Regions from separate parts of the Mus musculus genome. Here all the other regions are linked to region 1. Evidence: chromatin loops called from intact Hi-C (ENCODE). Cell type or tissue: left cerebral cortex. All regions are shown on one strand.

Region 1 (8,000 bases):
GAAGGGAAATATTGTGTTTTAGGCATAATTGGTATCATAGTACTTGCATGGCTCTTTATAGAGATCTTTCTTTTGTTTTCTTGCACTATTATTGACCAATTTTAAGCTGAAGTGCTAGAATGAGTAAAGATTAGCTTTATTAGGTAAACTGCGGTAATAAAACTGAAGGTGATATTTTATTTATTTTTGATAATTTCACACAAGTATATAATGCATTTAATAACAGTTATGCCTCACTTTTCCTGTTTCCTCAACTCAGATTTCACTTGTCAAATGCCTCCCAATTTACCTCCATTTTAAAACAGAATTATCCAGTTGATTCAAAATAGAGTCTTCTTACCAATGGCCACAGCCCAGCAGCTATCAACTCCCAGTGGGTCCTCAGTTAGGGGTGGGCTCAGTCTCCCACCCATGTTGAAAGGTTGAGAATGTACAGGGCTTCTGCACAAAACCACAGCTCTTCTGAGATCATGAGTTCCACAAACCCTGTCATGTTCACATGAGACAATCTTACAGAGGTCCATTCACAGACATTCTGTCCATCTCCTGTGATGTTTCCTGTGCCTTAGGAGGAGGTAACGTGATTTTTTTTTTTACCAGTACAGAATTTTTCTCATATTCTTTCTACCAAAGATATACAAAGTATATCTTTGGCTAATATAAACTGTAATTTTTTCAGATTTTTCTCACATAAAAATCAAATCCTTTACTACATATTACTTGAAAACAAACTAACTATTTGAAATGACTGATGTGCTACGTAGCTGCATGAGATGGGCTTTTCTCAACACATATCAACACAAAAAGCTATACACCCCAAACACATGCATTGCTTCATGTGATAACTCGATAAAGACACTCAAGGATGAACTACCTTGTCATCCTTGTGCTCTTGAATCCTCCCTCTATTGAGTGAGAAGGAGACTGACTCCTCCCATTATTGAGTGACAAGGAGACTGACTCCTCCCACTATTGAGTGACAAGGAGACTGGATATGTACTTTTACATTCTTGTTTCATTTGTATTTGAAAATATGATTCCTAAATTTTCACAGTAAAACTGAGCATGTAATGGCATCTAAAGTGACAATTTTCTGAGTTTTTCTTTCAAAATGTTCACCATTTAGCAATACATTTTAGTCTTTCTAGTCTCTTTAGTCTGACCAGCGTCAATCCTGTGTTAAATGCTGCTCTTTTGCCAGCTAAAATATTTCTTCTAACTCTCCCAAGGTAACACAAAAAGGGCTGTGCAGCAGAAACTCCCAGGCTTTCAGCTTCTGACATTAGCTCCATAGTAAATTCTGTTGACTGATAAACCATCCAGTCTTTTCATCTTTGACATCAGGAGAAAATGGTCAACTCCTTACTACCTGCCTTTCCTCTAGTCACCATGATCCATACTAGTCGATATGCTGTCTTCTCTGTTCCCTGAAAACACATATCATGTAATAGGTGGCCAACAGATTCATCTTCAGATTGCTGGGGAAGTGTGTCACAGATTATGAGCATCAAATATTTTAAAAAATTTTTTATTGAATATTTTCTTTATTTACATTTCAAATGTTTTCCCCTTTCCAGGTCTCCCCTTCAAAACCCTTATCCCTCCCCCCCCCCCTTGCTTCTATGAGAATGTCCACTCTTGTTCTTCTGCCCTCACATTTCCCTACATTGGAACATCGAACAACCTCAGGCCCAAGGGCCTCTCCTCCCACTAATGTTCAACAAGGACATCTTCTGCCACATATGTGGCCAGCACCATGGGATGCTCCATGTGTACTCTTTGGTTGGTGGTCCAGTCCCTGAAGTCTGGCCAGTTAACACTGTTGCTCCCTTCATGGGGCTGCAAACCCCCTCAGCCCTCAGCTCCATCAGTCCCTTCTCCAACTCCTCCATGGGGGACCCTGAGCTCAGTCCATAGGTTAGCTGCAAGCTTCAGCCTCTGTATTTGTCAGGCTCTAGCAGAGCCTCTTAGGAGACAGCCCTATCAGGCTTCCAGAGACTGCCCCAACTGGGGACCTATACCATATACAGCCAACAAACCTGGAAGTTATTGTGGATGCTGGGAAGTGCTTACTGGTAGAGCATCAAACTTTTAAAGTCACTTAAGTATACTGTACATGGTATTGTGGAATTTAGAGAGCATCTACAGCCCATAATCTGAGAGCAGAGTAATTTATATACATCCACATTTGATAAATAGATATTTTAGGAATGGGTTGTACTTTTTGCGGTTGTCAGCAAGAAAATGTTGACCCATATGATGCATCTCTGCTCCATTCAGTTATTGTTGACTTAACGATGGAAAACCCCAAATGGAGGTCAATAAAACCTTGTTTACTTTTCTAGCACACCCCTGAAATTCTCATGACTGATGGTTGAGAAAACACAGTTGTAGCCTGGTGGCAAACAAACATTCTATTTCAATCACCTAGAAATGATGTAATAAGCAGAGTTAGTCTTCTCCTGAGGATGCTATAGTATACAATGCTAAAATTAAACCACACGACTTCTTTGAGACCAAACGCTCGCCTTCCTATCCTTTTTACTCATCAAAACTACCTTTCCCTCAATCACCAGTGCCTCCTTACAGAGCAAGATATGAGCTGCATCCTCTTTTCAATATTCCTTTAAATAAGAAAAAATGGATTACCATATAATTCTACTTCTGTGTATATTTGTAGGTTTATCAGACAATCAAAGTAACATACAGACCGATCAGATTCTACTTATATATTTAACTATATATGATACATCTACATCATGTGTATGTGTGTGTATATCAGCAATTAGTGGGGAAAAAGAGGCCATGGATTTGAAAGAGAGCAAGAATATATATATATATATATATATATATATATATATATATATATATATATATATATATATGGAGTATATGAAGGGAGGATATGTAAAGATAAAATAGTGTAATATAATCTCAACTTTTTAGGAAATATTATTTTAAAGTAAATTAGGACACCATATATAGAAATCCTTCATTTGTATTGGGAGCCACAAGGGAGAGAATAAATAAAACCTGAGAGAACATTGGCTCATTATTCTGACACTGCTGTTCCTGTTCTACTTTTTCCTAACAGTTCAAATGTTGGTGACTTCCAAATTTTAATTGACTTATTACATGTTTTGTAGTGCAACTTCAATGTGAGATTCTTTCACAAGAGGTAATTCAATTCCAGCACTATTTCTGTTTGTTCCTTTCAAAATATCAACCCCCAAACCAACTGAAATAGTTCTACTCTTCAATACTCCCATGAAATAAAGACAGTCAAATATAAGTAGTTGATTCTAAACATTCCCTCTGCTGCACTTTAAAAGAAAAACCACTTACCTTATCTTCTCAAATGACCTTTCTCAAAGTAGAAAAAGACCAAATAAGATCGGAATGTTACAAGTTAAGTAACCTTTGTCAAACTTTTACCATGATTTATGAATAAATGCTTGGGTATCTTACTGATTTTTTTCACACACACAACCACACACACACACACACACACACACACACACACACATACAGGTTTGGGAAAACGAATATTTCCTAAATTTGAAGAAATATGTTGAGGGTGAGTTATGCTGTATGCTGTATTCATCTACAGCAGCATCATGAGAAAAATCCCAACCTTGATGCTAAAGCTCACATCTGTTTTGCACATTAGCAAATCTGCATCCTGTTAACACTACCTCTTTTCAACCGGAGAGTTTTTCCTCTGGTGTGCATTCAAAAGGGGCTTTGGTAGTTTTAGCAACTATGTATCCAAAGGAATGCTATTTTCTTGGTGTCGGCAACCAATGAGAATCCCTTACGAGTGTTGATATCCCTGTCATGAGACCCTTGGAGTAGTCGCTCCATTTCGAAAAACACCCACCCTTGTTTACTATGATGCTTCCAGTGAGATGCAGGATGGTATTGATGGGTGAGTGTGCGTGACTGACTTCCCGCTGGGAGAAAGTACTGAAGCTGCCTCAGCTGCTCACATCAATTTTGAAAACAGCCAGTCAGGCCTGAAATCCCTGTTATCATAAGCTGTGTACATTACAAAGCGTTGTAATTTATTCAGGAGTCAGAAGAGGTGAGAAGTTCACGCATGGCTTAGTTCTTCTGGCACTAGCAAGAGGCTGGGAAGGCACTGCAGTACCATTCATCTTCAGAAATATAATGCTGACCTCCAAGAGGAAGCTCCATCTAATATAAACCCTACACGCCTTGAGTACTTGGGACACGGCATGAAAGGGCATCTCTCAGGCTAAATCGCTGGACTTCCTCTATACTAGGGATCGCTGATGAGTGAGCCAGCAGTTGGATGTTTAGCAGGCTGTGACGACTTTGCACGGAAATATGAAAATTTATTACCAGCTTGCCACATCAGCGCTTGCCCTGCCTGCCTTTGCTCTTTCCCTTCTGATGTATACTCCCATTCCATCTGACAGTCATCCCTTGCTCTGGCCCCTACTTTCCCATCCCCCGCAGAGTACTGCTGGTCTAAACTGTCACCCGAGTCGTCCTGCGTCCTGCATCCTGGCTGTCATTTTTGAAGAACACAAGATTTTTGTTTTGTTTGCCTGTGTGTGTGTGTGTGTGTGATTCTTATTAACCTTATTGCTTTCTGTGTGACCTTGTCTATGGGACAAAAAGGGTATTTGTGCAGCCCCAAAAGTATGTACGGTGGGGTGGGGGAGAAGGAAGCAAAAGGGGAAGGGAGTAGAGGGAGAGTCAGGGAGGAAGGAGGAGAGACTGCGAGAGCCGAGCTGAGCAGCAGGCCGACACGAGCTGCCAGCCAATCAGAGACGCGCTCGGGAGCTGCAGAGACCCAGCCTGGGAGCCTGGGGCTGGAGGTGCGGAGCCGGAGCCTGGGCTCTCCGAGGACCGTGAGCAGCAGTGCCCAGAGCTCTGAGAAAGTGCCCCCTGTGCTTCTCATAAATTAAGTTCCTTTCCAGCAGTTAGGGCAAGTCAGCCAAGGTAAGGTTTCAATACATCACACTTTACTCTGTCGTGACATTAATATTTTTGTACAATGGGGCTGCTTACTCAGTTCGGAGTGAAACAGCATTGGTGAAATCTTCCTCCTGGATGCTTTTCACAAGATACTGTGCTAATGGGAAAGTTGCAGCCGGCAGCCTTGCCGCTAGTATAAATTTGTGTTTTTCATGCCGGAATGCTGCTATACAGCCTATGGAATGTGGTGCTTCCAATCCAGCTGGTTCCGTGTGTTCTATGGATGTGCGGTTCTGAGGATGTGCGGTTCTGAGGATGTGCGTGTGTGTTAACTGCTCTGCCCCTGAAGAAGTTGGAAGGGGACTCTGCCAGCACATTTGAATACTGAGGGTATCCAATTCAGAGGCATTTATGTCAGTCTGAAAAAAGTGAGATCAGCGTGGTCCGACTCAAACAGGGATTTTGCAATTGGATTTTACATGGTGCTTTTTAATTATGGTCTTTCCAGTATCCTGCAAAATGACAAGGTATCTGCACACTGAAACTGCTGCAAGATGAACAATTTTGTCTTGTTTTGTTTTTGTTCTCTCTTGGATTTTGAGAAATTTCTTATTTTTTTTCCTTTTTTTTTTAATGTTTTCCTTCCCAAGCTGTTTTCATAGATAAATGTTTATGAAAACCTAAGGTGAAACTTTTATGTTTTTACCAAAGGCACAGTAATGATGCAGGCAGAGAAGCCCGCTGACTCCTGGAGCACTAGCTAGTTTATTTAGTGTCTCTGTGTGTTTGTTAACTCTCAGTCAGTGCCTTAACTTGCCAACCTTGTTCTGTTCTGAGTGTACATTCATCTAATTTTGTCTTTGTTTCCACATCTGACAATCAAGGTAAATAGCTTCCATTCTTGTCTGTGAGTGTGCTGTGCATGAAGATGTGTAGCCAAGCAAAGCTTTCATGTGTTAACAGGTGAAAACAGAATCTTATTAGTTAGGGTTGTTAAAATATCCTTACCTCATGTCAATTGCCTTGTCAAGATAAGTGATCCTTGTGGTTTCTCAAATAAAAATTCTTAGGAATAAAAAATACTGTGCTTTTTGGTTTGCTCAGGTGATGGCATGCCTGCTGTGAGTCCAGAGACAGATCAGAGAAAAATTTTGTTATGCAGCCAAAAACCTAACTGTATGCACTCCTTGCATTTTCCAACCTTTTTCTACCTCTCTGAGATCACCCACAGATGTTAAAAGCAGGAGGCTATCCTTCTGCAATAACCATTCTCTGTCTGAGGATATAATCTCCTCAGAGAACATATTAGGTCCTGAATTAAGAGTTTGAAACCCAGAGAAGATCTTGTGCATACCTTGTGATGTGTGGGAGGAGGAAACAGAATGTAATGCTAGAAGGGAGTCCATTCTGTAGCGTTCTGGTCCAGCACCAATTATTATTGCAGTTTTGTTTTCAAGCTTCCTGCTATATGTTTGATTCTATATTTACAGCCAGTGAATTAACCTAGTGTCTGCCACCCAATTCATTCCTTCCACAAGGCATGCGCTAAACAGGCTTCCGTCAATAATCACTTTATGCACTATATAGTTCTACTGTTTTTCAACACAGATAGCTAACTTAAGAAAGCAAATAGAAAAATGATACTAATAGCTAATATTGATTGCTGGCCTGAAAACAGTGAATTGTACAAAATGAGAGCAAGCTGTTTCAAATGCAGCAGAAAGGTCCAGCAGAAGGTAAACCAATAGCAAAGCAGAATGAGGCAGTAGACAGACTGTGATAGGGAACTCTACTTAAAACTCTGACTGCTGCACCCTGAATAGAATTAGCTACAGAAGTCACAAGCAGAGGCAAGAGCTCCTGATACCTGCAGAGGCTTCCTATGGTAGAATCTGGTAATTATCATTCTTCCTATGACTTTTGTCAAAATGGATATGGGAGGCTGAGATGTGGTTTAAAATATTATGATATTTTAAACAAAGTGTATTCTATGTATATAATGTGTTTGATTCCATTGGATCGTAGAAATACCATTATTAGGCTATGCCTCTGTTTTGCTGGCACAATGAATGTAAACTGCATTTTTAGAAGTGGTTGCATCCTTTCTGAATTGACTTATGGCTGGTCAAGAGTTGAAACTATCCCTTTAATTTTTCTGACATCGGTGTTGTGACATGTAAACACGCATGTACACTGTAGCACATTGAAAATGGTGAAGATAAACATTCAGTTGTGCTGAATCACTTGACTGATGCAGTATAGTCCTTCAAAAACTAACCCAAAATTTAGATATATACATTGTGTGTATTATATTCTTTTTTTTTTTTTTTTTTACTTACTAAAGACAATACCGCAGCAAACTTTTCAATTTGCTTAATTCTCTATCTTCATTCAGGTGTTCATGCCTAAAGACTGTGTTCTGGGTTAGGACTTTTGGATGTTGGTTCTATTGATATTTGGATGTTATTTCTTGCTAGGGTAGAGGGATGCCCTGAGCTTTGCAGACAGTGTAGCAATCTCTTTGATCTCTAAACATTAAATTCAAGGATCATTTTGCTAAAGGTTAGGCAACCAGAAGTAGCAGCTCCTTATGTTGTTAACTTTACAGTAAGGTGTGGAAGAAAACATCACTCTCTCATGGTGAACTACTGCACTTACAATAGTGAAGGGCAGGTTTACAAAATGGTCATAAGCATGCCAATGAAGTAGACACCTATCCATGTGCATCAATTTGTGTGCACTACCCATGAATTCTCATATTACTTTGAAATTGAATTGATCTCGAGTTGTAAACTTTCAATAGGTCCTACCACATTATTGTAAAACACAGTAATGACCACATCCTTATTTTTTCTATTAATTGAAAATCTGACACAGAATACATGTCCTAAATCACAGTAGGAGTAGAAAAGAACACCAACAAAAGGTTCACATGTTGGGCTTACAATATCTGTTACTATTATCTTTATTGTAACAATGGCCCATTAATAAAATAATATATACATGGAAGTATGGAAGTATGAATTTTCTGTTTTACATTTTCATTGTTTGGG
Region 2 (8,000 bases), 200 kb before region 1:
AAAAACTCACCTTTATTTCTCTTTTCCTTCTTTTATCAAAACCATATCTTCTTATGTCAAAGAACAACCCTGTACTGTTCTTAAAAAAAAAAAAGATTAGATATTTTCTTCTCTCTCTCTCTCTCTCTCTCTCTCTCTCTCTCTCTCTTTTTGTGAGCCAATGAGTTTATTGGAGTTAGAAAGACATTGCAGTCCTACCTGCAATGGAGGAGTGTTCTCTTTGGAACATAAAGCAATGAGTCATGGAAGGGAAGTTAGGAGTGTTGCTTGGCCCCAGGGGAGTCTTAATGTCCTGGCTATTTATACTGGTGTCTATGCATCTGGCATAGGGAAGATTGTTTTTGCAGATGCTAATATCTTGTCTTCTCTTTGATGGAAGAGTGCTTTTGCTTTTGATTTCAGTTTTCCTTCTGGTTTCGAAAAATAACTTGGTGGCAGTATGTTGTCTTGCAGGAAATTTCCCAAGGGTCCTGATAAATTTAAACACTGGAAATTCCATGTAATATACATGTAGTATAAAGTTCATATTCTTAGAAATAGAGACGGGATGGAAAAGGGTTCCAAAGGGATTCACAAGAGGGAGAAAAGCCCAGTCATCCAGTAGGTTCTGCTTAGTTTCCTGGCAATGGGCAGAAAATGAATTGAGACAACAACACAAGGTCTGCTACAAAGCTGGGGATGAGACTGGAGATAGGACTTGGAAGAATGGAGGGAGAGATGCAGATCTGTAGATAGCCAACTTTCTCCCTGGACAACATGTTCTATCGTTTCCCATAGACTGCTTGATGAAGTTGAATGCGAGAAGAAAGCAATTAGTGACAGGGAAAAGGCTAATAGGGGAAGATCTGTGTGACCCACTTGGTGAGCAGGGGAAAGGGAGACTGCAGCACGTTTTCTGATGTGATTTTGGGAGTGAGTACTGATGGTTGGACTTGGAGGACCAGAGAGACAGGTCAAGATCTGCAGTCAGCTTCCCTGCTTCCCTACAAAAGTGTATTTGCAAATTGTCATACAATGACTTCAGTGCTTCAATTTTATTTTGCTTAAAATAGAAATAATTTTATTAAACTTTCTGATATTTTTTGAAACTATATAGATAAACTGATTTATTTTATTGCATCTTACAATCTTTCTAAACAAATTATGTAGCATATTAATGTCTATTGGTTTCTGTAGGTTTTTCCTCAAGGAGGATCATTTTTATCCGAAGAAGAAAGTCTGATACTCCATGACTTAAATCTCATTTAATATTCCTTTGTTTAACTCATTTACTCGGTGAGCATGTATCTCTTTTGCAAACCTGAAAATACTGATTAATTTTGGATTTCATAATTTTGTTCTGTTAGACTAAAAAGAAATGATATATTTTAGATCCCTAAGAAGGTTATTAGATTTTGGTGAGATAGATTTTTTTTTCCATTTTACTGCTGTCCTGTAATGTTAATTTAATTTCTCCTTAAATTCATAATTTAACACTGAAAACATCTGTTCTTAGATTTTCTTATAGTACAAATTCAACTTGTTTTATAGCTGCTAGGCTAAAATTTTTTGTTTTTCTTTTACAATGCCCTTTGAAGCTTTGTGCATTTTGTGAGGAAATGTCTGTTTTGAATACATTGATCATTTATATAAATGCTTTCTTATTTGAATGTGTTATCTGTGAATTACTTGAACAGTGTTAACTTCTTAAATACTCTGGACATTACCTAATTTATAAAGTAATCTCCCCCTGATTAGTTTGACTCTCAGATATGAAATTAACCTTGACTTCAATTTAACTTGTGAAAAATAGCATCAACTGGGTGAGAATTTTAAGTATCTAATGGTCTGTTTTATCAGAAGCTGATTGCTATCCTTACTCTGCTTTTCCATTTAACTGCCTCAGATGATTTGTTTCAGTCCCTTAAAAGTCACCTTTATCATACAGTTTCTTTGGGGGCCAATTCCAGCATACCCTCATAGTCTGGTCTTCTGCTCTGACTTATTAACAATACAATGTACACCAAAAGTTCTATTAAACGTTTGCTTTCTCAATATTCATTTTTAGTTGTACTTTAGAGCATTACCCTTCATTTCTGGTTTAACCGTTTTTATTGCATTAGGAGCCTTTCTTCTATTTTTGCTTCTACAGTTATTTCTGCTCTTTCTGCTGCTGTTATTTTTTTCATACTTGGAGAAGAATTTTCATATACTTCTGCTACATGTGTACTTTAAAACATTGCTTTCATTTTTATTTTACTACTGTAGTTATTCTCATGGGTTTAGGTTACTATAAGAACTTAACCTTCGTGAAGCTTTAAACAGAAAAAACAAAAACAAAAACAAAAAACAGGCTTTTCTCTCAGCATCCTTGGAGCCAAGAAGCCTAAGATAAGTTCTTCTCCAAGTACGGTTTCTGATTATGTAGTGAATACTGGTTTATAGATGCCCATTTAGTATCAGACATTCATATGGTAGTAAACAATGCGTACTCTTAACCATGTGTCTTCTTTGAGGATATAGGACCAGTTTATATTAACCCATGGTGAGAGTCATAGAGTGAACCTTTATATGAATAAATAAGGGATATTGTATAATTGCATTTAGGTAAGTAAACAGGTGACATTGTTAGGAGTAAACACTGATGGTTGGGAGTGGGAAAGAAGATGTGGGAGAGAATGTGAAGAGCAGGTATCTGGGTCAGAATAGTCACCATGAGTTTAAGACTTACCTATGTTACATGGCTTTTAAGACCACAAAGCCAACTTGGGTTACAGAATGATGTTGTACAAAACAAAACAGCAAGTAGAACAAAACCAAATGGTAAGAACAAACAAAATATGATATAGATATTTTATGCAGTACGTTGTAATTTTGCATCAAGAACTTAAAGAGAAATCACAAGAATATAAAATGCTATTTACAAAATAGTTGGGCTCTACACACCACATTTTAGCTCTAACAAAACAATACAAAGTATTTCAGAGTAAAGTTTTTTATCTAAAAATAACTGTCTTCTCATCCCTCATCCTTGTAAGATTCATGGATGTGACATGTCTTTGCTTCAATATAACTCATAGACATAGGGTGGAAGCAAACTATTTCACAATTGACAAAATGACAGCTACAAAGGAGAAATAACACCTACAGGAGAGAAGAGAGCAGGAGCAGGACAGGACTGAAGATTCTTGGAATGAAGACAGCTTCCAGGAAAACGTGATACACTTTCTAAGCATAACCAAAAAAAAAAAAAAAAAAAAAAAAAAAAAAAAAAAGAAAATAGCTTGGACAGCACTTTGTCAAAACCTAATAACTATAATTTAATGCTAATTAGAGGCTGAAGTTTTTCCTTTTTTTTTTTCCAACATAGCGTAGCTGTGTGCATCATAGTTGTGGTTATTTCAAATAAATATCTTTAGTTTGTACTCTATTCCAGAGTGCTTTGCCTGAGGATTTAAGTTCACAAAGTAATGAAACATATGGATCATTTATGACAGTAAAATAATTATAAAAATAAATTCTGAAATGCCTTCTTTTTCTAGCAAGTCCCCAAGCAAAAGCCACTTTTTGTGTGTGTGTGTATGTGGGGGAGGGGAGAGGAGGAGCACAGAGTGTTAAATATATACAAGAAGATGACAAATATTTTAATAACAATTTACAATTTCAAAAAATATATTAAAACAGTGAAATCGTGGTGTTCATGTTTGGTAAAATAGTCTTGTATATTATAATTGATACTTGTACTACAATAACATATGGTTGCTATTACTCATTAAGAAGTAGCAATTGTTTTTAAGGCTTTTAGTAAGATTTATATATCAGTATAATTTTAATTTTTATCACACTGTTAAACTACATTATACTTAATAGATTGGAATTCACTACAATTTCAATCTGCTGTTATAAACAAATGGATCACCATGGTCAGCAATCATTGGTCTGGAAATAAAAACAAATATTTCCCTCTGGCATGACTTTGTAATCTATGCAGATGATGCATATGAGCTATTGAAAAAATGTGAGAAATGGAGAGAGTTTTTCAAATATAATTTGAAGTGCTTGTCTGAGTGCTTTATGGATTTTGTAGAATCTTGACCAATTACCACTAGGGGGAACTAAACCCACTACAGTTTGAAGTTGGTATTTTATCAAAGTTTACATGGTTGTAAAATTCATTACTTATTATCCAATCTTTTTTTTTTCCAAAATCTGTAGAATAGAATTATTCTGTAGATAAAAGAAAGCTTTGACAAAGACAGTGGTAGAAGTAAAATAACATCTCCTTTGCTTAACAAGATAAATACATTCCAAAGAATTCTCTGAGCTCTGCTTTACCTACTGAGTACACTTTACTATCATTTCACCACGTAAGGACAGTCTTCCTTCCTTCCTTCCTTCCTTCCTTCCTTCCTTCCTTCCTTCCTTCCTTCCTTCCTTCCTCCCTCCCTCCCTCCCTCCCTGCCTCCCTCCCTCCCTTCCTTCCTTTCATTTACTTACATTCCAAATGCTGTCCCCTCCCTGTCCCTCCTCACAATGTTCTTCAACCCATTTCCCCTCTGCTTTGCCTCTGAGATGTTCCCATATCCAGCCACCCACCCCTACCCAACTAACACCCATCCCTGATTGATTTACCCACCACCACCACCAGCAACAGCAGCAGTAGCAGCAGCAGCAACAGCAGCATCCCCCTTCCCTGGGAAATCAAGTCTCTACTGTATTAGACTCATCTTCTCTCACTGAGGCCAAACAAAGCAGTCCTCTGCTAGATATATGGTGGGGGCAGGGAGAGGCATGAAGTAGCCAATGTGTGCTCTGTGGTTGGATGCTCAGTCTCTGGGAACCAGGGTCCCTTGATACTGTGGTCTTCTTATAGGGTTGCCATCCCCTTTAGCTCTTTCGATCCTCCTCCCAACTCTTACAGAGGGATCTAGAAGCAGTATTTGTGTACTTTTTAAAAAACATTTCTCCTTTTATGTCTCCTTCCCCTCTCAGTGAACAGTATATTATTATTATTTATATCCTTTCTATTTTTCTATTACCGTTATTTCTCCTTTTGATAACCTGTGTCTACCTATGAGAATTCCTCTCTTTGCACCAGGAATTTGTCAAGGGTGGCTTGGACCCTGATTATCAGGCTGATGGAAGGCCCCTTCCCCTACGGACTCGTCTTCCTAGACCTCAGCGAGTGTTTTTAAAGTAAAGTATAAATCATTAAGAAAATTCCTCAGCAAAACTTTTTCCTGTGCTTGTACTATCAAGTTTTTTCTATTTTCTCCGTTTTTTTAAATGAGCACTATGATGAATATTTAATAGTTGTACTATATTTCAGTTGAAGATCATACATAACAAGAGTAAGAGAACTGACTTGAAATATTTGGAAAAATCGAAGTTACCCAATTAACCAAGTAATGACAGGCAAAGTCCAAATAAATATAATTTCTCTGCAAATTAATAATACCAATTACTATAAAAATCAATAAGGAACAGCATGTATATGTGAAAATGAATATATATATATATATATATATATGTAAATATATATATATATATATATATATATATGCATTACTATTTATATCTCTTATTGCTGAGTTCATACTTACTCCAGAATCTGCCCTCTTCATCATCCACCAAAGACTTCAAGTCTTACTGAAAAGGAGAGTTTAGAGTTACAAACATGGTGTAAAAGGTATGTATGCCAAATAAAATAAAAGGCTTCTTTTTTAAATAAGAAATAAAGAACAATATTCTTCAAAGTAGGTAAAATATTAAATGTATAAATGTAAACATTAAAGTTATCAGTTGTATGCACCTAGTCTTACCACTGTAGTCACATGAAATACTGAGTTGGACATGAAATTGTGTTAGTCATGACTATGTTTTCAAAAATGACCTATATCCTAAGAAACCATACCTTTCATGAATGCAAATGTGCAAAAAGGACCTCTCTTCATTTATTGGGGAAGTTTTAATGTAGAGTTTTTAGATGTTTGTGATGATGCATTTTCAAAATCAAAATTCAATAAAAAGGTATTAGAAGAAGAAGAAGAAGAAGAAGAAGAAGAAGAAGAAGAAGAAGAAGAAGAAGAAGAAGAAGAAGAAGAAGAAGAAGGAGGAAGAAGAAGAAGAAGAAGAAGAAGAAGAAGAAGAAGAAGAAGAAGAAGAAGAAGAAGAAGAAGGAGAACAAGAACAAGAAGAACAAGAAGAAGAAGAACAAGAAGAAGAAGAACAAGAAGAAGAACAAGAAGAAGAACAAGAAGAAGAACAAGAAGAAGAAGAAGAAGCACCATCAGGAAGGAAGATACTATTTCCCTTTACAGATTTCCCTTTACAGATTTGGGAGAACAGTTCATAATCCTTCAGTTCATAATCCATGGCAGCAAAATCATGATGTGTGATCACATGTATACGCAATCAAGAAACAGCTAACAGACAGGAAGTACAGCACAGCTGTAAAACGCTAAGGCCTGGTCCTAGTAACAGACTATATAAAGAAAGCCCCACCTCCTAAATGTTCTATGAACTTCCAAATGGTGTCACAATCCTGAGACCAAGTGGTCAAACATAGGAGTTGAAAATGGTCATTTCAGATTCAACCTGTAAGGGCAAATATGGAAAAGAATTAACAAGGCTGAATCTTGCTGGTATATGCAATAGTGTCTGCGTTTGGTGGCTGATTATGGGATGAACCCCCGAGTGGGGCAGTCTCCGGATGGTCCAACCTTTTGTATTAGCTCCAAACTTTGTCTCTGCAACTCCTTCCATGGGTATTTTATTCCCTATTCTAGGGAGGAATGAAGTATCCACTCGTTGGTCTTCCTTCTTCTTGATTTTCTTGTGTCAGCCATCATTGAGAAGAGAGGCCCCTTGGTCTTGCAAACTTTATATGCCCCAGTACAGGGGGATGCCAGGGCCAAGAAGTGGGAGTGGGTGGGTAGGGGAGCAGGGTGGTGAGAGGGTATAGGGAACTTTCTGGATAGCATTTGAAATGTAAATAAAGAAAATATCTATTAAAATAATAATAAAAAAATTAACAAGGCTGTATCATAATTCAGCTATTGCGAATTAAACAGACATATTTACATTAAGGAGCCCAAAATCCCAGTAACTGAAATTGAGATACTGAATCAAATTCTGGTTAATGTTAAATGCAAAGGACAAATATAATTTAAGAACATATTTTAAATTGTTATCCATGATGTCTTTAGACCCATAGGGGCCGATTCTCTGTCTCTAGGCTCGTAAAATTCTTATCAGGCAATGAGTACTCTACACAAACCCTCTGGTTTCGGTTCAATGGACAGCTTTGTGTTCCATGTTGAATGATGTAGGATTTTTCGTATTCACATACTCCATTAGGTGTGACATATAAGGAAGGTGGATTCCTATGAAAAGAACATGATGTCATATTGCACATAGAATAACTTACTATTTAGTAAACTTCCAAAAACTCATTCATTTTATTTTTCATAGTGGAGAAACCTAATAATATGACTAATTTTCTAAAAATAATAAGACTGGGAGATAGGACTGAATAAGCAGGAGGAATCAAGGATACCACAAGAAGACCATCAAAGTCAAATAACAGAGAATGAACTGCCAACTACAAAGATCATGCAGGGACAGAACCTAGGCCCACTGCATACTTATGCAGCTTGGTCTTCATGTCAGTCCCATAAAAGTTGGAGAGAAGGCTGTCTCTGACTCTGGTGCCTGTCATTGTATTCCCTTCCCCTAGCTGGACTACCTGGAGATGCCTCAGTGGGCTGATCTTAGTGCTGCTGTGATTTGTTGTTCTAGTGCAGGATGGACCCTACCCACGGAGGTCTTTCCCTTCTCTAAGGAGAAGGGGATAGGGTAATAATGGTAGGGGCTTGTGACAGTGACACTAGGAAGAGGGTGTGCAATTGGGATGAATTGTGAGTGTATAAATACATTTTGAAAAATTAAGAAAGAAAACTACCAAATACAAACAGTAAAATGGCAAAAAACATTATAAGAAAAAAAAATGCTTAGAAAAT
Region 3 (8,000 bases), 120 kb before region 1:
GTTAATTTCTGAGAGAAAACATACAAATCGGATGGACACATCTGTCATTTTATATAACAAAATCTAACGGTAACACATCAATTGCCATTCCATGTCACATTCCATATAGTATGTAACTAGTGGGATGGACATCTACAGATAGTCACTGTTAAGAAAAGTTCCATTAATTGATTATGTTGCTTATAGATGTCCCCAGCTCTTATAATTTATGCGAACAATTCAGAATTCACGGCCTGATTGCCCGAGTTCAGATCTCAGCACTGAAACTTAGAGCCCTGAATGGTAACTGGTCTCTGTAATTTCTATGCTAGGAAGGCAACAAGAGGAAGCTATTTATCTTCTTGGCTAGAATCTAGTAGGCAGCTGAGCACATTGTTCAAAAATAAAGGTTAAAATAGTTATGGAAGGTATGGGATGTTGACCTCTGTGCTCTACATGCATACACATACATGTTTACCTCCGTACACTTGCCAGTGCACATATATGTGCAAGAATATATCAACACATAAACACAAATACATATGAATGAACAAAATGTATTTAATGCAATTTCACTTTGCATATCTTTAAAATGGAAGTAATGATACATTTTAAATAGCTCTTGTTCTTATGCGTTTTCACACATAGAAATTTCTTAAAACTGAGCACAGCAAATAGAGATTTCATCTTCCTCTTTGTGATGGATTTCTGGGGAGGTGCTGGTATTATTATCAACCTTTGACACTATAGGCAGATCTAATTTTCTTCATCAATCAGCCTGTCATAATCAATTTTTATTTACACCCAAAAATTTAGCACATGGCAACATTTGCTAGTTGATGTTTTGCATCATCTAATAAAGTTCCATGTAAGGAGACAAACAAACACATCAAAAATGTGGTTATTATTTTGACCCTATCACTTCCTATTATTCTGATCCCAGCACACTGAGTCAAATTGTCATTCATCATAGATAGACTGCACTGCAATAGTGAGTACTAGTTATACTAGTTATACTAGTTATACTTCTTTGAAGACATTGTGATTACAGTGAAGACATTTACGTTTATTTTTTATTTTAATACTTTGTAGACAAAATATATGGCTTAATGTGAGTTTTAATAAAATATTATAATTACATGAAGCCATTATGCTGAAGCAACGAAAAATAAAATAAAATTTGTTATATGCTGGGAGCATGCATAATTATGGCTCAGATCCTTTTTCTCACATTACATGACCTTCTGATCTTGCATGGTCTCAAGCCCTGACTGGTATGAGAAGGAGGAATACTCACTAAGTGTCTAATGAGAGGGTGTAGGTATGTTTAAACTGAAGAGTACTGGTGAGTTCATAGATATCTTGGGTTTTTTTTTTTAAATTATTTATTAGATATTTTCTTCATTTACATTTCAAATGCTATCCCAAAAGTCCCCTATACCCTCACCCCACCCGGCTCCCCTACCCACCCACTCCCACTTCTTGGCCCTGGTGTTCCCCTGTACTGGAGCATATAAAGTTTGCAAGACCTAGGGGCCTTTCTTCCCAATGATGGTGGACTAGGCCATCTTCTGCTACATTTGCAGCTAGAGACACGAGCTCCGGAGGTATTGATTAGTTCATATTGTTGTTCCACCTATAGGGTTGCAGACCCCTTCAGCTCTTTGGTACTTTCTCTAGCTCATACACTGGGGGCCCTGTGTTCCATCCTATAGATGACTGTGAACATCCACTTCTGTATTTGCCAGGAACTGGCAAAGCCTCACAGGAGACAGCTATATCAGGGGCTTTTCAGCAAAATCTTGCTGGCATATGCAATAGTGTCTGTGTTTGGTGGCTGATTATGGTATGGATGCCCGGTTGGGGCAGTCTCTAGATGGTCCATCCTTTTGTCTTAGCTCCAAACTTTGTCTCTGCAACTCCTCCCATGGATATTTTATTCCCTATTCTAGGGAGGAATGAAGTATCCACGAGTTGGTCTTCTTGATTTTCTTGTGTTTTGGGAGTTGTATCTTGGTTATTCTAGGTTTCTGGGCTAATATCCACTTATCAGTGAGTGCATATCAAGTGACTTCTTTTGTGATTGGGTTACCTCACTCAGGATGAAATCCTCCAGATACATCCAATTACCCAAGAATTTCATAAATTCATTGTTTTTAATGGGCTGAGTAGTACTCCATTGTATAAATGTACCACATTTTCTGTATCCATTCTTCTGTTGAGGGACATCTGGGTTCTTTCCAGCTTGGATCTCATAAAATTGCAAAGCTTCTATAGGGCAAAAGATACTGTCAATAAGACAAAAATGCCATCAACAGATTGGAAAAGAATGTTTACCAATCCTAAATCTGATAGGGGACTAATATCCAATATATACAAAGAACTCAAGAAGCTGGACTCCAGAAATTCAAATAACCCCATTAAAAATGGGGATCAGAGCTAAACAAAGAATTCTCAACTGAGGAATACTGAAGGGCTGAGAAGCACTTGAAAAAATGTTCAACATCCTTAATCATCAGGAAAATGCAAATCAAAACAACCCTGAGTTCCACCTCACACCAGTCAGAATGGCAAAGATCAAAAATTCAGGTGACAGCAGTTGCTGGCGAGGATGTAGAGAAAGAAGAACACTCCTCCATTGCTGCTGGGATTATAAACTGGTACAACCACTCTGGAAATCAGTCTCGAGATTCCTGAGAAAACTGGACATAGTACTACTGGTAGATCAAGCAATACCTCTCCTGGGCATATACCCAGAAGATGTTCCAACTGGTAATAAGGACACGTGCTCCACTATGGTCATAGCAGCCCTATCTTGTTTTGTTTTGTTTTGTTTTGTTTTGTTTTGTTTTTAAATGGTAGACCATTGGACTTTGTGAGCCATTGTACTAATGGGATAGAAGATAGGGTATTTTTGTCAGTGTTAATGAATGTTTACAGAATGACACAGAAAAGTTTTCTGATTTTCATTTTTTAAATTACACTTAATCAATATTACCTTATTAGTTGCATATTGTATGTTATGAGTAACAACCTTAGATACCAGAAAGATGACCAAAAGATCCAAGGTAAGATTTTATGTCTCACTTGGAGAACTTGTGATTTATTGGAACTTGTAAAATGAATTATTTTTTAATATATGTAGTCCATTAATTTGGGGACTGTATTTCAACAAATTCATTCCACAATAACAACCCAGGGAGACTAAGATTTATTAAAATTGCATTCAGTTGAATACTGTGCATATATTACTCCATTCTAAACCTCCAATCTAGTAAGACTTCCTCCCAGACTACATTCCCATCTTCCTTGAAGTTTTTATCCTTTCTCGATTCTGCTCTTTTTTTTATTCTATTTATTTATTTATTTATTTATTTATTTTCTATTAGATATTTTCTTTATATACATTTCAAATGCTATCCTGAAAGTTCCCTATACCCTTCCTCTGCCCTGCTCCCCTACCCACCCCACTCCAGCTTCTTGGCTCTGGCATTCCCTTGTACTGGGGCATATATGTCTAAAGTTTACAATATCAAGGGCCCTCTCTTCCCAGTGATGGCAGACTAGGCCATCTTCTGCTACATAACACTCATGACTCTTCCCTCCCTTTCTCCTTCTTTATTCACCCCTCTTATAATTGTGAATCCCACCTATTCTCTTTGTAAAGCTCATATTGGCTCATGGACTCTTATTGGCAAGGCAGGAATGAATGAGGAACAATGTTTATACAAACTTAGCACAGGATCTTCTAAGAATAAACATAACAAAACCATCTCCAGATTGAAACAAGATATGTGGGCAGAGAAATTAGCATTTGAGAAACACAAGGATAAACTTTACAGAGTATATTGAAACACTAAATCTACAGGAATTCTGTGTTCTCACAGACTACTGTCCTACTGGAAAAAAAAACAAAAAACAAAAACCATCATTTACAGACTAACCTTTGAACTGCTGTATATCCTATTGAAACACCCTACCCCCAACTCCCACAGACCACTAACTACTGCTGAAGCATATGATAGTTTCTTGACATCCTTGATTACAGAAAGGATGCAGAATTTCATTGCCATGTGTAACTTCCACCTCCAGCATTCTGCCAGTTTTGTTGATTGACTGCTGCATACAGAATTGTGTGCATCAGCATAACAAGACAACTTGCTGATGTCGTGGTAAAGGCACGCCCAGAGGACATTTGAATAACACTAGTAGAAGCCTTGAGAAACAGCAGGATTAAAAGACATTTTTTTGGGTATATACTAAAACCTAAAGTCACAAAATGACCTTAGGGTTCCAAACATTCTTATATTATTCTAAGTTTTATTCTAAAATTTGGTAAATATTTCAAAGATACTGCTTTAAAAGTTACACTGCAACGCTTACAAAGCATCTGTAAATGTTTTGCATGATTTCATAACTGATCATATATTCAGAAGGTTTCTTAAAATGGAGTGCATATGATCAGACTCTTGTATACATTGCATGGGAACAGTTTAAATTTTAATGTATTGACCAAAACAATGTGACTATGATGCATAAATAGTTTGTACCTCAACATTTTGCTAAAATACTTTATCATATTGAAATTATTTTATAAAAGTTTTCTATTACTCTGTCTTTGATGTAGAAAATATTTTGTACTTCTTGCATAGTATCTTATGTGAGTAGTATTTTATTCACTTTTAATAAGTTGATCCTTTCTGGATATTATCTGTTGTGATAATAAAGTATAACTACAGAAGAATAAACAGAAATGTTATTAGCATACTACCACTCTTCCTGGCCTATATGCCCCATCTCCTGTGCCTTGACAGAAGACATGAAAACAGTTTATTTCCTTTCCTTAGCTTCTGATAGCAAATTAGTAAACAAAAGAATCAGGGAAAGTGTGAGTAATCCAACTATTGTTTACAAAATTGAGACATTTGTGATTTTCATATTATTCACTATTGGCTTAAAAATACACATTACATAAAGTGCAACAAAATTATACTAGAATTACTGTTGCAAAGCACACCCACCATTCAGTTAAAGTAGATTAATAGTATGTGATAAAACCTTACCAGCATCACATTTTGAGATTATAATGACTGAATTACTAAAATCTCCCTCTTTTCAATTTGCAGTTACTAAGTCCTTTTTGTCTTTCTTGTGGTAAAAGTTGTTTGTAACCCAGAGGGGGCTCTAAACTCATTGTACTTATTTACTTAATAAATCTTCAACTTAGAATCAGTGCACTCAATTTATTTCCACGAGATTTAAGCAAATACTCTTTTAGAAAGGGCAGAGTTGATTGCCACATGTAAACAAGGAATCCCAGTCTAATGTTATTTAGCCCAAGTATATTTCCCGTCTTTGGGTTGCACTTCATAATTAAATTCAGAGGAACTAGTTATGTTCCCTTTTCTAGACACATTTTACCTATGAAATTCGTTTTAGAATAAGGTCAAAATAAATTATTGCGTTTTACTTGTACAGAATACAAACTCATGTTCAGACTTTTCTACTTTAACTTGCAAGACTTTCCTAAGAAATTATTAAATGATGATATTAAAGATATATATAATTACAAATACTAATAATTAAAGTTTGTGAATATGAATTCAAATGTCTATATGTTTCTAACTGTATTCACTGGGAAACTGGATGCAGAAGTTAGAAACACTGGATTTTACTACACTAGTAAGAAGGCAGAAAAGCATAGAATGGAGCCAAGATTGCAGGGGTAGGTGTTGTGCTATTAAGAGGACTCATAGTAAGTGTACAAAGAGATAGGCATGCTCAGTGTTGGTTTGAAGAGATAACCGTTTACTATGCATGAATACAGCTTTCCCCTGGTCAAGCCCAATCATTGGTGATGATTTTGAAGAGTGCAAGTTAATGGAAGCATTTGTGTATTTGCACAGTTTGGGTCTGAGCAATATACTGGCTCCTTAGACTTACAGCGCTCTTCACTGTGAATTAATTCTGCTTTCCCAAAACTTCCACTGTGGCACTCTGTCCCTCAGCACGGGTGATTTAGGAAAACATATATGAAACACATAGTTGCAGATGAAGTCGTGAGAAAGTAGAGTTCAGGGTGGAATTTGTTGCCGGGCAAGGGTAGAAAGATGACGCTTCACCAACGTTTTTCAAGTGAATATTCATCCAAAAAAGCAAGAATCTGAAAATGAGGGTTTAAACTCTGCCCCAGCGCTTTTTCACTAGCAATTCGGTCTGGGATTGCGATGCCAACAACCTAGATCTACAAACAGAAAATTCTCAATGGTTAGTCCATCTGGATCAGGGGTAGCTGCAAACCCGAACCCTTCTTTGTTAGCTGGCATCCTTTGCAATACAATAATATCCTTACTCAGTCCACAGTATTTTTTTCTAAATAAGCACATTTTTCTTTTGGAATCTGGCACTCGAAACTTGTAAAAAACTTTTTTTTTTTTCATACTCTTAAGTTTCTTCATGCCTTAAGATAGGAATGACCTAAGCCAGGCATGGTGGCTCACACCTTTAATCCCAGCACTCGGGAGGCAGAGGCAGGCCGATTTCTGAGTTCGAGGCCAGCCTGGTCTACAAAGTGAGTTTCAGGACAGCCAGGGCTATACAGAGAAACCCTGTCTTGAAAAACCAAAAAAAAAAAAAAAAAGATAGGAATGACCTAAAGCTCTTGATAAGGAGAGAGCATCACACAGAGCTGTGGGAACCACTTTGAGCTCTGTTCTCATTTCAGTTATGACTGTTGCTCTTCTCCTGAAATATGTCCAAGATGACACAGCTTGCCATCTGGGATGAGAATCTGCTTTGGTAATCTTAGAGCCTGCTCTCAGATGAGAGAACATATTTCACTTTCCAGCATCATCTCCCTCCTCTTAGCAAAATTATTTATCAACTGCCTTAAATTAGACACATGGAAGTATCTGTATATTCCTGGAAGGTTATGTTAGTTGCTTGCTTCTCCTTAGATGGGCTTCTGCTTCCAGCAAGGAACCTAGTCTTGATATCCTTGTATCACAGTCATTAATTTTTCCATCACAATTTGCAATTCTTCTCGTGTTTTTATTAGAGCCCTGAGAATTTTGTAAAATAATATTTTATCATAATTTTCTACATTCCTAACTTCTTCCAGACACACCTCTGTATCCAAATCTCCCAAATTAATTTCTTTTATTATTTTTTATGTTAAGTAAAGTTTGTGCTGTATACATATTATTGGATATGTATACTTCCAGTGGAGGTTGGTCAACATGACAGTGACTTAACCTTTGAGAGTTAGGTCCTTAAACCTCATGTTCCTCTCCTTTTGCCTCTCTCTCTCTCTCTCTCTCTCTCTCTCTCTCTCTCTCTCTCTCTCTCTCTCTCTCTCTCTCTCTCTCTCTCTCTCCCTCTCTCTCTCCCTCTCTGAATCCCTCCTTCTATGTCTCCATCAATTCCCTCTCCACTCCTCATTCCTCTCTGTGCAGAGATAACCTCTTGCCCACAGATTCATTAATTATACTTCTAATGAATACTGCCAACAACCTGAGGCTGGATTCACAGCTGTGACCAATGGGATTTTCTCTTTACTCAGCCTGGCCAAGGTCTCTCATCTACTCCCCGAGCTTCTTAAAATTGTATCTTCTTAGTACAAAAGTATAGAGGACATGACTATTGATTAATCTTGCCATAAGGGTATTATACTATTGAGCTGTCAGTACAAAACAGGGAATATTCTCTTCGCAACATTCACAATATTTTACAGGCACTTATGATAGAAAATACATGGTATTTTCCTTTAATCCCAGGACTTGAGAGGCAGAAGCTAGCAAATCTCTGAGTTTAAGGCCAGCCTTGTCTACACATCAAGTTTCAGGATGACCAGGAATAAACAGACAAACCTTGTCTGAAAAACAAACAAACAAGCAAACAAACAAACCAATAAAAATCCCCCCAAAACAAACAAACAAAAAACAATAAGAAGAATTTTTAAGAGGCTTGTCTACTCTTAGATTAAAACTGTTAAATCAACGGAGTATTTTGAATTTATGATT

The links. Peaks named below come from ENCODE experiments on the same cell type or tissue, not always from the same donor. Only the 100,000 strongest peaks of a DNase experiment are listed, where the experiment ranks them.
Region 2: it touches region 1 in a loop (2.4-fold over the local background); 2 of 42 quality-filtered maps call a loop at or near these places.
Region 3: it touches region 1 in a loop (3-fold over the local background); 2 of 42 quality-filtered maps call a loop at or near these places.

The regions. Positions count from the first base shown.
Region 1 is chr15:23,031,612-23,039,611 of GRCm38, forward strand. It overlaps Cdh18 (cadherin 18), which reads left to right and starts at 4,852. Exons shown (of 12, transcript NM_001081299.1): 1 at 4,852-4,971. In left cerebral cortex, no CTCF peak of the experiment used is centred here; DNase peaks (open chromatin) are centred at 4,796, 5,090, 5,850, 6,176 and 1 more place; H3K4me3 peaks cover 3,244 bases; H3K27ac peaks cover 2,682 bases.
Region 2 is chr15:22,829,237-22,837,236 of GRCm38, forward strand. It overlaps a transcript of Cdh18 not described here. Among named protein-coding and RNA genes, the nearest start is that of Hnrnpa1l2-ps2, 120 kb to the left of the region's middle. In left cerebral cortex, a CTCF peak has its summit at 4,071 (motif pointing right); a DNase peak (open chromatin) is centred at 4,074.
Region 3 is chr15:22,907,899-22,915,898 of GRCm38, forward strand. It overlaps a transcript of Cdh18 not described here and the pseudogene Gm19840. Among named protein-coding and RNA genes, the nearest start is that of Cdh18, 120 kb to the right of the region's middle. In left cerebral cortex, no CTCF peak of the experiment used is centred here; DNase peaks (open chromatin) are centred at 3,746, 4,016, 5,792, 6,146 and 1 more place; H3K27ac peaks cover 803 bases.